Linked DNA regions of Mus musculus: region 2 is linked to region 1. A link is a loop called in an ENCODE intact Hi-C map of the cell type or tissue named here. Cell type or tissue: heart. All regions are shown on one strand. Links, peaks and the distances in the headings refer to the core of each region. The heading gives the core; the rest is flanking DNA.

Region 1 (7,948 bases), core at 2,797-5,296:
GTAAATTTGTCATTGAGCAGTAGGAGAAAATGCATGTGGTGGGATTTTAACTGCCTGTATGAACTGCACCATGATCACTTATGAATCAGGCCAAGCCATAATAACTCCTGAAATATTGATTACAGAAAGAGTTTTATAGGTGGTTCAAGGTTTAAAGATGAAAAATTTATCCCCCACAATCTTAAAACATTTTACGTGAGTTTAAAATTTATTCTGATAGTTTCTTTGCTGAAATATTTCTCAGCATGGAAAGAAAATTTGAGTAAGTTGTATCATAACAAATCACCAAACCCATCTTTCCCTGTTACTATATAGCTCAAAACTGAATAACTACCTTGGGTGGCAGAGTAAGAAGCAGGGCCCTGTGTGCTGTAAGTGATGCAGTTGCTTGTGCTCAGTTAGATGATTCTGTCCTCCCTCATCGCTTGATTTATTCTGTTGTATTTTTATTTTGCCGCAAGATATACTTAAGTCACAGTTTTCAAATCATTAATATTCCCATAGTAAATGAAATGTCCTTTTAGTTAAGACACACAGGCAATGGTAAACAGTCACTCAGAAGCAGTTTTATTGTTATTTACTTTTGTTTACAGCTTGCTTTTTCAATGAATCTTTTCAATGAATCTCCTGTACCATTTGTGACATTGCCTTCTGATAGGAAGGTACCCCAACCTCACTGACAGGTGTTTTTTTGTGTATGCATCGGGTACTAGCAAGTTTTCTGCAAAGGCCAGTCTCATAAAGTATCTTAAGATTCCTAGGCAGTTGTAGTCTCTGTCACTGTCTTCCACTATCCCTATTGTAACACTTTACTCTGACATTGTAGCAAGATAGCCTATGGACACACAGTGTATAAACGAGTAACTAGATTGTGCCCAGTGAAGTATTATTTCTAAAACAAGAGACTGGCTGTAAACTGCTCAGTCCTAGTTTAGAGTTAAGACATGAATTTTTATTTTGTTGTTGGTAGGGAGAAAGTAGATAATAAAAACAAGTTAATGGTATTTTTACCTGGTGTTAAGATGAAGGAAAATATAAGAAAATTGTGGATTCATTATACTATTGACCTCTAAGTATAGCCATCTATTGATAAATTTCATTTAATCATAGGTGGTCTAGTTTCCTTCTGCTTCCTCTGACAAACAGCATGACCAAAAGCAACTTATGAGAGGAAAGGAGGTTTTTTTAGCTTAAAAGTTTTATTTAGCTCATCTTTGAGGGAAGTCAGGGTAAGAACCCATAGAGTAATGCTACTTCCTTTCCTACTGACCTGCTTATACATAGCTAGTTTTCTTTTATAGCCTAGGAATAGTCCTGTCCATAGTTGGCTGGGCCAGCCTCTCCTACACCGGTTAACAAGCAAGAGGCATGCCGAGAGGCCACTGTAATCTGGACAGCCCCTCAGTTGGCGTTTCCTTCCTAGGAGAGTTTAGGTTGTGTCAGGTTGAAAGTTAAAGCTAACTGGGGCATCAGAAAACTTAGAAACTGGAAGTAGTTTTAAATTTGTATTATATTTATTCATTTATGTGTATATGAGTGCACACATGTACACGTGGCATATCACATATGTGGCAGTGAGAGGATAGCTTGTAGGAGTTGGTTCTCTCCAACCACACATGTTTTCCAGGGATCAGATTCAGGTTGTCAGGTTTGCCAACAAGAGCCTTTACCCAGTGAGCTATCTCAAGGCCTTCTGATGCATTGATATGTGAAATTGTTCTTTTCATGGGATGCCGAAAGAATGTTTTGGCCTATTGAGTATCTGTAGTTTACCTTGACTGCAATAACTTGTTGTTGTTAAAGTTTGGTAGCATCATCTCATGTTTCTTTTGACTCTGAAAAAACTAATATTCCATTTATGGTACTTTTAATAATTCAGAAAGGAACCAAGTATTTAATACCAGACTTTTTTTTTTTTTATTTGAATCCTACTGCAGTTTTATTTTCTTCTTTCATTAGGCGGGTAAGCACCAAGAATATGAACAGAAGCTCCTCCAAGAATTATATAAATTAAATCCCAATTTTCTTCAGCTATCTACGGGTTCAGTTGATAAGAATAAGAACAAAGTGACACCATTACAAAGGTATGATACGTAAGTACTGATTAAATATTGATACTCCGATGTCCTTCCTGTTTGTCATTTTTTTTCATTGTGTATGTTTTTTAGGCAAAATTCATAAAAAGATCTATCATTTATGCATTGTTCAATTATGTAGAAATGTCAGACCATAGTTTCTGAGTGGGATTTTTATTTGATTTTATTTTGAGACAGGGTCTTAAAGTAGCCCTCATTTGGCCTGGAACTCACTATATAGACCAGGCTGACATTGAACCCAGAGAGATCCTCCTTCCTCTGCCTTCTGAGTTCTGGGATTAAAGGCATAAACCACAGGCATGGATGGCTAAGTTTGAGTCTCTCTTGCTCATTGCTCTCTGTTAACACTTCATTTTCTTTGATGCCTTCACTTTTGGCTCTTATATCTATACAGACTACTCTGAGCCCAGGGCACCTTTCACGTTGAAAGGCAATCAGAGATCTGGGTGTAGTGCTCATGTCTCTAATTCTAGCAGGCTAATTTGAGAGAGTTACAGGTTTGAGGTCACACACTGGGTGGGCTTCATAGCAAGTTCTTGGCCTTCTCAGGTGTGTGAACCCTATGTTGGGTAGGGCAAAAGTAAACCAAGGAAACTTAGATACTGAACACTCTTGCCATCCAATCTAAGCTTTCTCTCTGACCTAATAGGAGAAAGCATGTTATAAAAGAGAAAGTGGTAGTTATCTAAAGTGTGTGTGTTTCCGTTACAGGTAGGCATGGCTGTTTAGTCTAGGGAAGCGATGGCATTGTATCTGTGAGGAGAAGATGGAATAGTCTTACCCCTGGGAACAGCAACCTCCCTGTGTGCTGTGTCTAACGTTGTTCTGGGTGGTAGATACTGGATGAGTGTTAAAACAGATTTATAATTTTTAGTACAATGTCTCATGCTGATTTAGTGATCTTCCTTTCTTAAACTATACTTTGGCATAGGTTGTCAGGAAATTATATAGCTAAATAATAATTTTGGGATTTTACTGTGTCCTAAATATTCTTTAAGTGATGTTTTAATGTTCCGCTTTAAATAGTAGAGTCTGTAGTCTAGTAAGATAACCAGCTTTCAAATGTATCAATAAGAATTACACAGATTATTGTTAAAATCTTTCTTCAAACATAATTCTTATGTTTAGAATTTAAAAGCAGGTGTCTTTGCCTTTTGATGCTGAATATTATTTAAATATTTACAACTATTTAAATGTGAATGTTTATTTTTATACACTTACACATAATGGATATATGTATATAGATATATAAGTAGAATTCAGCATAAAACATAAAGTTACTATATTTAACAATATGAGTTTTATTTACCTTGAAGTTAGGAATAGGAGCTAAATCCAACCATATTTTTTGGTTTGAACAAACTGACCATCTCCTTTGATAATTTGTACTACTCTTTCTAGATGATGAACCATGTGCTATTTATTGCTCATTACCTACAGTGTCTGGGATGCTTAATAAGGAAATGAGATTGTTGTAGTAAACATTTCTGATATACTCAGCATTTCTATACTCAGTCATTCTTATTAAAAATAGTTTTCTGTATGATTACATTGCTTAGAAATGATGGAATTCAAATGCAGAGAATAGAAAACAAGGAAGCCACACAGCTGTAATGTGTAAGGATGGGTATTGGGTTCTTTCGTGTAGGTTGGGACATTATCTGTGCAACAACCAGAGTGTAAAAGGAATGATGCCTGGCTGAGTTACTGTGCTTCAGACACTGAGTAGACCTGGTGATAAGAGTCACAGTGTATCACAGTGTGGTAAGAGTCACTGTGATCATGGCTTGATGTGGCTCACACAGTCCTTGTGGGAAAATGAAGATGTGAAGTTAAGACTAAAACAAAGGGAAGATGTAAATAAACTTTTAATGTGCTTCTTTTATCTTCATGCTCCTGTGTGGCAGATACTGTCGTTATTACTGCAGATAAGAAAACTAACTGAGTTAAGTGCTAACAAGTATTCCACACAAATGTGCTGTAGAAACAAGATTCTAACCCAAATCTTTGTCATTTTAAAGACTAGACTCATCTCACTTTGCCTTCATTTAACAGGTTTAAACTATGCCAAAAATTTAAAGGACAAATTGCTAGAAAAGAGTTTCATGTCAGTCACATTAGTTTTATTAAGTGAAACCATGTTATAACCATATGTATTTTGACTGAAAATCTCTTGAGGTGTATTAAGAGTTGTAGCTTCCAAAAAATTGATAGTGTTTTAAGCTTCCTTTGACCACAGATAGAGGGCGCTAGTATATTATCTAGTAAAGGTTTTGAAAGGAAAACTTTTATAGGGAATCTACCAGTTTTTATTCCTTGGAGAGGAAGTGTATATTGTTACCATCACCACCACCATAGTTACTGTTACCTTTTTGTGGTGCTTTGGAACAAATCCAGGGCCTTATGTGTGCTAGGCAAATGCTTCACTACTGACCTTTTTCTTACTGAAAATTAGGTGTGCTCTCCTAGACAGGAGCCATCTGAATGCCTTACTAATAGATTAGAGTGGGAGGAATTAGTGCATTACTCCTGCTCTCTGAATTCCATGGCATTACTTGGTACTTCTAAAACTCAAGAAAAAAAAGGCGTAGTTTGTCAAAAATGTACAAGATGCTCTCAAGCAAAGCTTGTTAAAGTATAAATAGGTATTGAGATACCTGTGAACTCTGAAATTGTATGCAAAAATTTACATGTCCATTATTTTTCTATGGAGGCTTTGCTGTGCTGCCAGCAGAGGGCTAGAGGTAAGTGGTAGAGAACAGGGACTCTCAGTGTGTGCACAGCAGCCACAAAAGTGGCCTGCATTTTATGGGCCTCCCGAAAGACTTTCTTTTACTACACACAAATGACTTACAATCTCCATTTTTATTTTTGCATAAAACCCAGAATTATTTATTAATTAAATGGGTGACAGTCTGCTAAGCTTGGCTACTTGATATTAAAATTGGCCAATTGCTAGGGGTTTGGTTTTCTGTTTTGTCTTTTAGTTTCTGTCAGTGTCTGAACTGTTCTGACTTTTATGTAGTTAGTACACATGTGCATAAATGGTGGAGAGCCACTAAGTGACCTAGGGGATCTTACCCCTCTTAAGTTCACTGGATTTATTTAGAAAGTTAGACGAAATTGTAGGTAATTGCTCCTACCTCCACTTCAAAGTAACTACTACCAGAAACTCAGTGGTAAAAGTGAGGCTGTTTATTATGACCTTGCAAGGTGGGGCAAAAACTCAAACAGTCAGGCTAATTAACCACTCTGATCCTCCTCCTCCTCCCCCTCTACCTCTTCTTCCTCTCCTCTTCCTCTTGTTTTTTTGTTTGTTCTGTTCTGTTTTGTTTTTGGAGACAGGGTTTCAGACATGGTCTCTTCTCTGTAGTCCTGGCTGTCCTGGATCTCACTGTGTAGGGCAGACTGGCCTCAAACACAGAGATCCGCCTGCCTCTGCCTCCTCAGTGCTTTTGCCACCACTTACTGGCAAAATCATTCTTATATCCCCAGTGAGAGTGCCTTCCCTTTCTTCATCATATGCTGAATATTCAGGGACGTTTCTTTATGTTGTCTGATTTTTATTACCCACACTCTTCAATGCATATGCTTTGTCTTATGGCCTGTATTTTTCCATTCTGATATTAAACTTTAGGTTTTAGTGAAAGGTAGCTAAAGTCCTAGACAAACAGGCACCTACTGTTTGGACAGGGAACCCCTGCTTATATATACCCTAATCCCACTTGAGGTACTTTTATATTAAAAGAACCACTGTATTCTTGTTTCTCAATGAATAATGTAGGCATAAATTTTTTGCAACCTACTTTTAATAAATGTCTATCCTCTCCTCTTGCCCACCACCCAGCAGAGGTAGTGGGAGAGAAAGGTTACTAGGATATGGGGGACGTGGACCTTTTTTAGTAATAGTTCCTTGGGGGTGAGCTCAAGCTTCTGGGGCAGCAGTTCCGTCCCATAGCAAACACCAAATACGACTCAGCAGCTGCAGACCAATCCTCTCAGCAGGCAGACACCAGGCCTGAACTGGCAGCTGTAGTTCAATCCTGAAGAAACTGCAAGGCTCACCAACTGGCCCGAGGCAAGGCCGTGGAAGCAGCAAGCTGCCACAGGAACTTTGCAAGCAGTTCTTTGACGAGTTTCTCTCTAGAGAGTTTTCTCTCTGGTGTCACCACTAGTGGAGATCAACCATGCTATGTGAGGCAAACATGATGTCATAAGTGAAGAACAGCAGGCAGGACAAACCAAACCAGTGCTCTCTTCTCATCTCCCACTGTCTGTAGGGTCATATTTGTACTCCATCATCCTGGATCCTTTCACCTGTGTGCTCCAGCAAAACATCATTTAACATAACTGACTTTCCAAACAAACTAGAAGTTTCTACTTGAGAGTAAAGAGAGGAATGGTTGAAGATAGGGCACTGAGGGCCTGGGGGAATGGTTCAGCAGATACTTGTTACAAAATCATGAAGAGCAGTTCAAGTATTAGGCACACCTGTAACCTTAGTGCTGGGTTTGGGGAGGAGATTCTTAATTACTAGTAAACAGCTCTGCATTTGATGCAAAAATAAAGATAGAGATTGCAAATCCCTTGTCCACACTAGAAGAGAAATGTCTTTCCTCCACACCAGCCTCGATTCTGATTCATTAAGAGAGGTGCAGAGTGACTAAATAGGTGAATTATCACACGAGTTCCTTCTTTGGCTTCCATGGGTGCACGTGGGAGCATACACAGAAGTATATACACCACACATAAACACAGAAATAACAAGTTTTTTTTTTTTTTTTAAAAGATAAGGTTCTTCAAGTCCTTATTTTCTAGAAGAGAAGGTACATCAAAAAAAAGTGTATAAGTCAACTTAAATACATCTTTTTGAAAGTTAAACTTCATTACAAAAATACAAGATTAAAATAAAGGCTTTACCGGCTGTTGTAGGAAGGCTTGTCACATCTTTCAATGTCTTTCAAGTTCAGTATTAAGAATAATTCTTAGGCTGGGCGGTGGTGGCACATGCCTTTAATCCCAGCGCTTGGGAGGCAGAGGCAGGAGGATTTCTGAGTTCGAGGCCAGCCTGGTCTACAAAGTGAGTGCCAGGACAGCCAGGGCTATACAGAGAAACCCTGTCTCGAAAAACCAAACTCCCCCCCACCCCCACCAAAAAGAATAATTCTTAGCCAGGCAAAGTGGCACACACCTATAATCCCAGCATTTGGGAGGCAGACTGGTGGGTCTTTGTGAGTTCAAGACCAGCTTGGAAAGCCAAGATTATGTAAGAGAAACCCTGTCTGAAAGAAAGGAAAGGAAAGGGAAGGAAAAAGGAAAGGAAAGGAAAAGGAAAGGAAAGGAAAAAGGAAAAGAAAAAGGAAAGGAGCCGGGCGTGGTGGCACACGCCTTTAATCCCAGCACTTGGGAGGCAGAGGCAGGTGGATTTCTGAGTTCGAGGCCAGCCTGGTCTACAGAGTGAGTTCCAGGACAGCCAAGGCGACACACAGAAACCCTGTCTTGAAAAACCAAAAAAAAAAGAAAAAAAGAAAAAGGAAAGGAAAGGAAAGGAAAGGAAAGGAAAGGAAAGGAAAGGAAAAAATAATTATTTGTGCCTGCCTGTTGTTATTAAGGCATTTATTTTCATTTTATGTTAAGTAGCTCTAGAGATTATGAGAAAACCAATTAAAGCATTTGCCCAGCTATAAACACTCCAGGTTTGCTGAGGCATTTATTTTCTTGCATGTAAAGAGCTAATTGTGCCACTTAAAAGTTGGCCATATTTTAATAGCATAGTAGTAGGTTAAATATTGATGTGTATTGAAGCCTATACAAAATTAAAATGTATTCTATACTGCAAGTTTTGCATGTCA
Region 2 (7,948 bases), core at 3,288-5,787, 67 kb after region 1:
ATATTCTATACCATATACCATACCATACCATGCTCACTGCAGAACTCAGAGAGGATGATTTCTGCTGAAAGCCACATAGCCAGGACTTCCTGGCTATACTCACAGGACCATGGCAGGAACCCAGGGTGTAGCTCCTGCTATCCCTTCTGGGGCAGACAAGGCCTTCAGGAAGCAAGGCCACCTCCATGGGCCTGTGTGGGGAGGCCTGTGGAAAGGAGAGCCCCATGCAGGGCTGGAGGGCACCAACAAAAACGGGGTAGAAGAAGCTGCCCTAAATCCAGCTTGCTCTGCTTGCTGCTGTGCTGACTACCGCTCAACCAATTGCTTGGCTACAACACGACCTGTGCTGCCCATAACTGCTACAGCTCTGAAGGGGGCGGTACCCCTGCAGTCGAGGAGTACCGCAAAGTCACACCATACAACAACCTCACAAAACCACAGAAGATTTGTTAGAAGGGAAAAAACCCAGGAGGGTGGCTGCCTCTGCTTGGGTGAGAAGCAGCAAAGAGCTGAGCAGAAGTCAGGGTTTGAGTAGGGTTTCTTGTGGGGCTGGGGAGGGGGTGGGACTCTTTCCAGGGTAGCCTGTGATTGGAGGGATCATGTGACTTGATCTTGGAGCAGACTCAGGGAATTTGTCTTTTTCCCTATAGTGTGGGGCCTGGCGGGGGAACTCCTGAGGAGGGAGCCTGGGTGCTTGTGCGCCTCTAAGGGTCAGGTCCAGCTCCAGAGGAGGCTAACGGTGGAGCCTGGTAGCCTGAGTTCTCCAGGGGTTGGGCTTACAAAGGGAATCTCTGGAAAGCCACCCCTTCCATTGCTGCTGCTGGCATTGGCATGAGTAGCCAACACTGCCATCTAGCTACTGTTCTTGCTTTTGAGGCCGAGGATATTAGGAGAGGCTCCTGGGTTTTAGGTTTTGCTTTTTGAGACAGTGTTTCACTATATAGTCCAGGCTGTTTTTGAACTTGCAATCCTCTTGTCTCCGCCTTAACAAGTGATGAGATGACAGGCAGGTACCAACACACTCAGCAGTAATTAATCTACAGGGTGTTACATGGGAAAATCCTAGCTGCCACACAGAGGGTTATAGTTATGGACTCTGTAGGGCAGCCCACTCCAGTGCCTTCTGGGTGATGCTTCACCCTGGGTGGTTGCCAGAGGGCTGCAGAGCAATGCAGGTCCTAAGCAAGGGAGCCAGGCCCACCAGCACAGAGCACCCCCATCAGTCTGTCCGCTGCTGCGCTGCCTCCCACACTCCATTTTAGCCCACAATAGGCACTTGTGTGTTCCAAGCTGGTCTGTAGCATCATGCCTGGTTTCATGTAGTGCTCAGAATGGAATCCAAGGCTTTTTGTATACTAGGCAAATAGTACATTCCTGACTCAAGGAAGGATCCTAGCCCAAGAAGCATTTATTTAAAAAAAAAAAAAAATTCAGCCGGGCGGTGGTGGCGCATGCCTTTAATCCCAGCACTCCAGAGGCAGAGGCAGGAGGATTTCTGAGTTCGAGGCCAGCCTGGTCTACAAAGTGAGTTCCAGGACAGCCAGGGCTACACAGAGAAACCCTGTCTCGAAAAAACAAACAATCAAAATCCATATCTTGAGTCCGCAAGTGTGTAGTGCCCTATGAGTTGCAGGTGGTTGTGATCTACCTGATGTGGATGCGGAGCAGTGCGCTTGCGTCATCTGGACAAGCAGCAAGCGCTCAGCTTCTGTGTCACCTCACCAGCGCTGGCCTCTGCTGTCTCTCCGTGTTTGTGAGGATCCCATTCTAGTGCAGTTCTAGTGACCGGACCCTGGACAAGACAGTAAGATCTGGGTCACTCACCCCTTCCCACACCCACAACTTCTGACCTGAACTCTGCACTGTCACACACGTGGCCTCTGGTTCACCCGTTGGTCTCCACTTTTCACCAGAGCCTCAGCGTTCCTACAGTTCCTACCCTCCGGTTGTCATTTCTACTGAGTTGAGTCTCAAGGCTGACGTGTCCGCCGCCTGACAGGAGGTCCTCTCGGGTGCACACAGACACTTGACATCCGATTGGTTATTTCCAAACCATCTACACTCACGTTCCCCTACTCCAAACCTAGCCTCTTTCGACTCTTCCCAGTTCCATAAAAACTCCAGTCTTGCACCCTATCAAACATCCCGGAAGACCCCCATAATTCCTCACTCTCCACTCCACCCTCACCCAGTCAGCGCAAACACACCAGCGACCTTCCCTGGCTCCTCAGACGCAATAGTAGAGTCTTCAGATGGCCAGCAAGCTCATTGCCTGTAGCCCCCTTTCTGCATCCATTAACACCACGCTCCTCTCTGCTCTTTCTACCCGGTTCCGGTCTCCCCGCTGCCCCAGAACCTCTGCTCACGCTGCCTCCTCCAAACACTAACACGTGTCAAGTCAGCCTTTTCTGAGTCCCCGTGATGGGGAGTGGTAGCCTCGCCCGCTGCTCCTCCTCCTCCGCAGCGCAGCTTCTTGGACCAGTTCCACTCAGGACCCCTATTTTCATGTAACCCTGGGTATGTAAATATATAATATAAGTATATGAATTAAATGTTTGCTGATAATTATACATTTATTTTAGAACAACTCTTTTATACACATACATACACTGTTTATTAAAAAAACCCATATGTGAATATTGATGAGATCGATGCCTGTTAATTTTTGGCTGAGTATCTGACACTGCAGAATACAGCATCTTCAGTGTTTTTCAGAATTGATTGATATTTCGATTTCATAATTGTCACTGATAAGAAGACCTCCTTGCATAAATATTCAGTACAAAATGGCAGAAGTATGTTTTAGTACATTTCAGAAGTTTTCAGAAATTCTGTCCTAATCCCAAGCCAAATTTCAGTTAACTTTTTTTTGATGAAACTCAGTGTCTCAAGCAGCAAAATTTAAATATTTTAATTTATTTATGTGGGTGTATATGTGTGTGTGCTCATAGGAGCCCACACGCCACACCCCATAAGAGGAGGCCAGAACAGCATGCAAGAGTCAATTCTCACTTTCCACTGTGTGGAGCCTGCTTGGGGATTGAACTCAGGGTGTCAGGTGTGGGGACACCTGCCTTTATGCACTGAGCCATCTTGCCAGGCCTCTCAAGTAGCAACTTTTAAAATCAAACACTCTAACACAATACAATCCAAAGGTCTGGGAACCTGATGCTTGTGTGCTGAGGAGCAATGGTAGGGAAATGCTAATGTCCTTTCCATAGTTAAGCTACTGTGTTTCTGTAAGAGCAGAGAACCCTGTGTGTGCAGTAAACAGCCTTCACTTTTTGAATCTCAGCCAGGCACTTCAGTCAGCATTCAGTGGCTGGCATGATGGCATCAGTGCAAAGTGACATGTTCTACTCTTGGAGCCAAGGGCGATGAACACCAATGGAAATTCCTCTGATTCACAACGATTTTAATTTTGAATTCATTTTTGGGTCCTTTTACTATTGGCAAGTTCATCAGCACCCTCCCATCCAGGTCCACGACTTGAGGCTGCAACCCAGTTCAAGAGCGAGAACTCTAGCCCTCATCTCAGCCGAGAGCGTGCAGTGGTCCTCGCACTTCCTTGATTAATGTCTTTCTCTCCCGCCAGATGGTGAATTCCATGAGGGCAGGGATGTGTGTCGGGTTTGCTGACTTTGGTACACTCACCACCTGGCACGATGCTCAAAACACCACACAGTAGCTGAGCGCTGTAGGATGTGCTGTGTGGTTGATGGGTGGATGGCTGGGAGGGAGGAGGAAGGGGGAAGAGGAAGAAAGAATCATTTAGGTACTTGTCATGCGTGTGGTGTATGTTCACGTGTGTGTGCACTTGTGTCTGGGTGTGAATGTATATGGGTGCGTGCACGTGGAGGCCACAGGTCTGTGTCTGCTTTCTCCAGTGACTCTCCTCTTCAGTCACCGAGGCAGGGTCTTTCACTTGCACCCCAAGCTTGCTGATTTGGCTGTTATAGCTAGCCAACTTGCCTCTCTCCCCATCCCAACTGCTGGGGTTATGGGTGGCTTTCAAGTTCATCCAGAATTTTCATAGGTGCCGGGATCCAAATTCTGATCCTCGCTCCCACCTGCATGGCCAGTGCTCTCACGGAGCCATCTCCTTGTCCCAGGATATTCATTTTAAACAACACTCTCATTTAGATCTCTCTCACCTGCTCATATGGTACTACAGATTGAAGACAATGTTATTTCTCTCCTATCCAGTCCTCAGTAGACTGGGCAGGGGATCCTTTGATAAAGGCCAGGACATATGCCTTGGCTGGGGAACATTCTGTGCTGAGACAGAAAAGTTCCGTGCCAGGCTCCCGGCCCCCAAACCTCCAGCCCTTTCAGTCCAGAGAGCATCCTGGAATGTCAGCACCACAGACAGAGCCCAACCCTCAGTTCTGGAAGGTGGGGTGTGTTCAGGATTCTGGCCAGGCCGGTAGGCTGGCTTATTTCGCCTCTAGGTGGAAGGGCGCTGTTTTTTATTTGTCCGCTGGGTGGCACTGTGGCCTTGTTCTCTATTTCCTGACGCTCTGACCGGTGATAGGTCAGAAGTTTTGTCTCCCCCTATTCGCTCAGCCCCAAACTTGAGAAAGAAAGACTTGGATCAGTCTAGACAATACAGTCATGGGTTGCAGTCTCTGTGTGCCGCAGGGCAGGCAGTAACCCTGTTCGATTTCAGCAGCGCGGTGCGAGTGGAGTGCTTGCTGAAGGATCACACTGCCTGCAGTGCAGTCCCACAAGCCGGACACCTCAGCTCCCATATTGTTTCTGCAGATACCCAAGCTGAGCAGTCAGATGGTAGGAACACTTGTGACGCTCAGTTTCCCTGCCTCCTCCTAGGTCCCTGTACCCAAAAGGCCCAGCACTGACCGTGGGAGTCCATTGTGTCCAGAACAAACAACCTGAAACGCTGCTTCATAGCATCTTCTCCTGGTGCTAGCATGTGGTCCAGAAGATAGAGACAGCCAGGATGTTGGCAGAAGGCTCTGGGTGCTCTGGGGTGAGCATTTATGGAGGGCTCGGGAGTTACTGGGAAATAGACTTCATGAGAAGTCAAGAGGCAACAGCTCCTGTGAAAGCCATGGGTCGCAGCGTGTTCATTGTGGGTGTGGTCACCATTGGTGACTCCACGTGTCAGCACTGTCTTCCTGGAGACAAGCCAGTACTGGGCTGCCTGTTAGCCGGCACCTCTCTCAGCCCCCAAAAGGAAGCCATGGAGCCCAGTGGTCTGCTACTCAAGGAGCTGAAAGGAGGCAGGCTGGGTTCTTCAGCTCAGGGTCACTACCAACTCAAGAAGCAGTGTCCAAAAGAGGGTAACCTTCCCATACTGCAGGACCCATACCGAGCAGGACGCTCAGCGAGCTTCTACTGCACAACACCCAAGCAGGCTCACTGACCCTGAGGTATGAAAGAGGGACAGGAACCCCGATGGGGACATGCAGTGAAAAGGGAGCCCTAGACTCCCGGGAATTCTCCAGCACAGCTCACATGTGCTGTAACGCTGCGACACTGAGACAATGCTGCTTTTATATAGAAATGCTTTCAAATGAGAAGGTTAAAATAGCAAGAAATCAGGGTTAAGGTCTGAGTGGATGTCTCCTGGTATAGTGCATACATGACCTTAGTCCCTCCCAGGCGTGATCCGGAACCTCGCACACAGGACCGGTAGCTTCCTATGAGCTAGACTTTTATGGTAATCCTGTCAGGTGCTCTAGAAAACTTTTAGAGAGATTCTCCACTTACCATCTATGCCTATGCACAATTGAGAGAGAGAGAGAGAGAGAGAGAGAGAGAGAGAGAGAGAGAGAGAATCATGCATTATGGGAAAGGACACACTTTCGAAAGTAAACGTATTAGCAAGCTACCCATCTATCAATCCACCAATCAAAATAGAGAACTGTGTTATATCCCTTAGCAACCAAGCTCCTCTTCCTCCTCCTCTTCCTTCTCTTGAGTCCCATACAAGGAAGCCCTGACAGTAATCAGGGCCCTGAGTGTGCCCTGTCCTATAGCCAGCTGTTAATCTCCACAGCGTGTCCCTATTTGATCTCTGCTATCAATTTGCTCTAAATAAAATTATTTCGCTGCTTTGGCAAATTTGTATGACTCTTATTTTCAGTTCTTTGGATTAAGAGGCCAAAAACCTGGAAACATCCATACCAAACTCTGACTGCCAACAACAGAACCAGCTTTTGAATTGTGATGAGAACCGCAGTTTGGGGGACACAGTGTCTCTGGGAACTCTAACCCCATGCTACCCTCTATCTTTCATTTCCAAACTTCTATTATATTACACAAGAGAATGCAAAGTTCTCCTATGCATTTGAACTGACTTAGGGGGCTGGAGATGTAGTTAAGTTGAAAGGGTGCTTTCTTAGCATATGTGAAGCTTCAATTTCCACTACTGTGTGAACAGGGTATGATTGTACATGCCTGTAATCCCAGCACTGGGCAAGCAGAGGCAAGAGGGTAAGGGTCCATGGTCAGTCTTGGCTATCTAATGAGTGAGACTATCCTGGGCCACAAAAGACCAGCCTCAAAATAAAAATAAAGGGCACATTATAGCTGTCTCCTGAGAGGCACTGCCAGTGCCCGACATATACAGAAGTGGATGCTCAAAGCCATCCATTGGACAGAGCACAGGGTCCCCAATGAAGGAGCTAGAGAAAGTAACCAAGGAGCTGAAGGGATTCGCAGCCCCATAGGAGGAACAACAATATGAACTAACCAGTACCCCCAGAGCTCCCTGGGACTAAACCACCAATCAAAGAAACACACGGAGGCGCTCGTGGCTCTAGCTGCATATGTAGCAGAGGATGGCCTAGTTGGTCATCAATGGGAGGAAAGACTCTTAGTCCTGTGAAGATTCTATGCCCCAGTATAGGGGAATGCCTGGCCAGGGAATCGGGAGTGGGTGGGTTGGGGAGCAGGGGGAAGGGGGAGAAGGTAGGGGATTTTCGGAGGAGAAACTAGGAAAGGGGATAACATTTGAAATGTAAATAAAGAAAATATGTAATAAAAATAATAAATGGATTCTGCATTCAAGAGGCAAAATGGCCAGGACTCTCCCAGAGCTGGGATGCCTGTGTAACGGCATAGCTAAGATTGAAGGACCATGAGTCCAGCTGTAGCTCAGTGCCAATGCAAATCCCACTTCAAAGGCGATAAATAATTTATTCTGGAGCCAAATATGAATGACCACAACCCAGGAACACAGATTTAGGCTACTTCAAGTTCCACACTCCAAGGTGGTACCACTCTGATGAGCTGTTTATGGTAGCAGAGTAAAGGAGGTCATAAATCAAGACACTTTTCAAATACAGCAAAGCAGGGAAGCCTGTTAGGGACCTCGAGTGAATGACTGTTCTGTGATGACACTTGTGGCTTTGGAGGTGGTGGAAGCTGGTGATCTGCTAAGTTAACTTCCAGTGGAACACCAGTGCTCTGTGTGGACATCCCAAATGATCTAATGGTCACAAAGTTGTCAGGTCACGTACAGAGTGGGGGTTAGGGGGAACATATGGCTAGTAAGGGGAATAAGATGGCCCAAGACGATGGGACTCAGGACTTGCAACGTTCTTAACTCTTCACAGTCATTGGCATCTCCATCAGTTAGGCAGCTCTGCGAAGATCTGGCTGGAAGAGGCAGCTTCTGTCTGGGAGCCTTTGTTCACATCGGTCAGGAGGCAGTGAGTTCAGCGGATCACATACCCCAATACCAAGGAAATCACCTAATTCCCAGGGCCTCTACATCTGCACTTCCACTTGCCAGACGTGCGATTTAGGGTCTCTGTGGCCTCAAAAATGTATACAGCTGAATCTAGTGTGAAGATACACTTGGATTCTGCCAGACTAAGGTCACCATTCCAAGTTCACGTTTCCTTCCCCACCTACATCTTGCAAATATGTGCCCTCTCAGAGAACCCCATCGACCACTCTGTACTCAGTGACTGTGATG

What was found. A loop is a pair of places that touch in the nucleus more often than their neighbours do. Peaks named below come from ENCODE experiments on the same cell type or tissue, not always from the same donor. Only the 100,000 strongest peaks of a DNase experiment are listed, where the experiment ranks them.
Region 2: a loop joins it to region 1, with 2.5 times the contacts of the local background. A loop is called at or near these places in 7 of 42 quality-filtered maps.

What each region holds. Positions count from the first base shown.
Region 1 is chr6:35,059,034-35,066,981 of GRCm38, reverse strand. It overlaps Cnot4 (CCR4-NOT transcription complex, subunit 4), which reads left to right. Exons shown (of 12, transcript NM_001164413.1): 7 at 1,960-2,084. Among named protein-coding and RNA genes, the nearest start is that of Gm33046, 71 kb to the left of the region's middle. In heart, for the core only: a CTCF peak has its summit at 4,331; no DNase peak of the experiment used is centred there.
Region 2 is chr6:34,992,065-35,000,012 of GRCm38, reverse strand. No RefSeq gene overlaps it. Among named protein-coding and RNA genes, the nearest start is that of Slc23a4, 18 kb to the right of the region's middle. In heart, for the core only: a CTCF peak has its summit at 4,467 (motif pointing right); DNase peaks (open chromatin) are centred at 4,482 and 5,092; H3K4me3 peaks cover 546 bases; H3K27ac peaks cover 429 bases; H3K27me3 peaks cover 693 bases.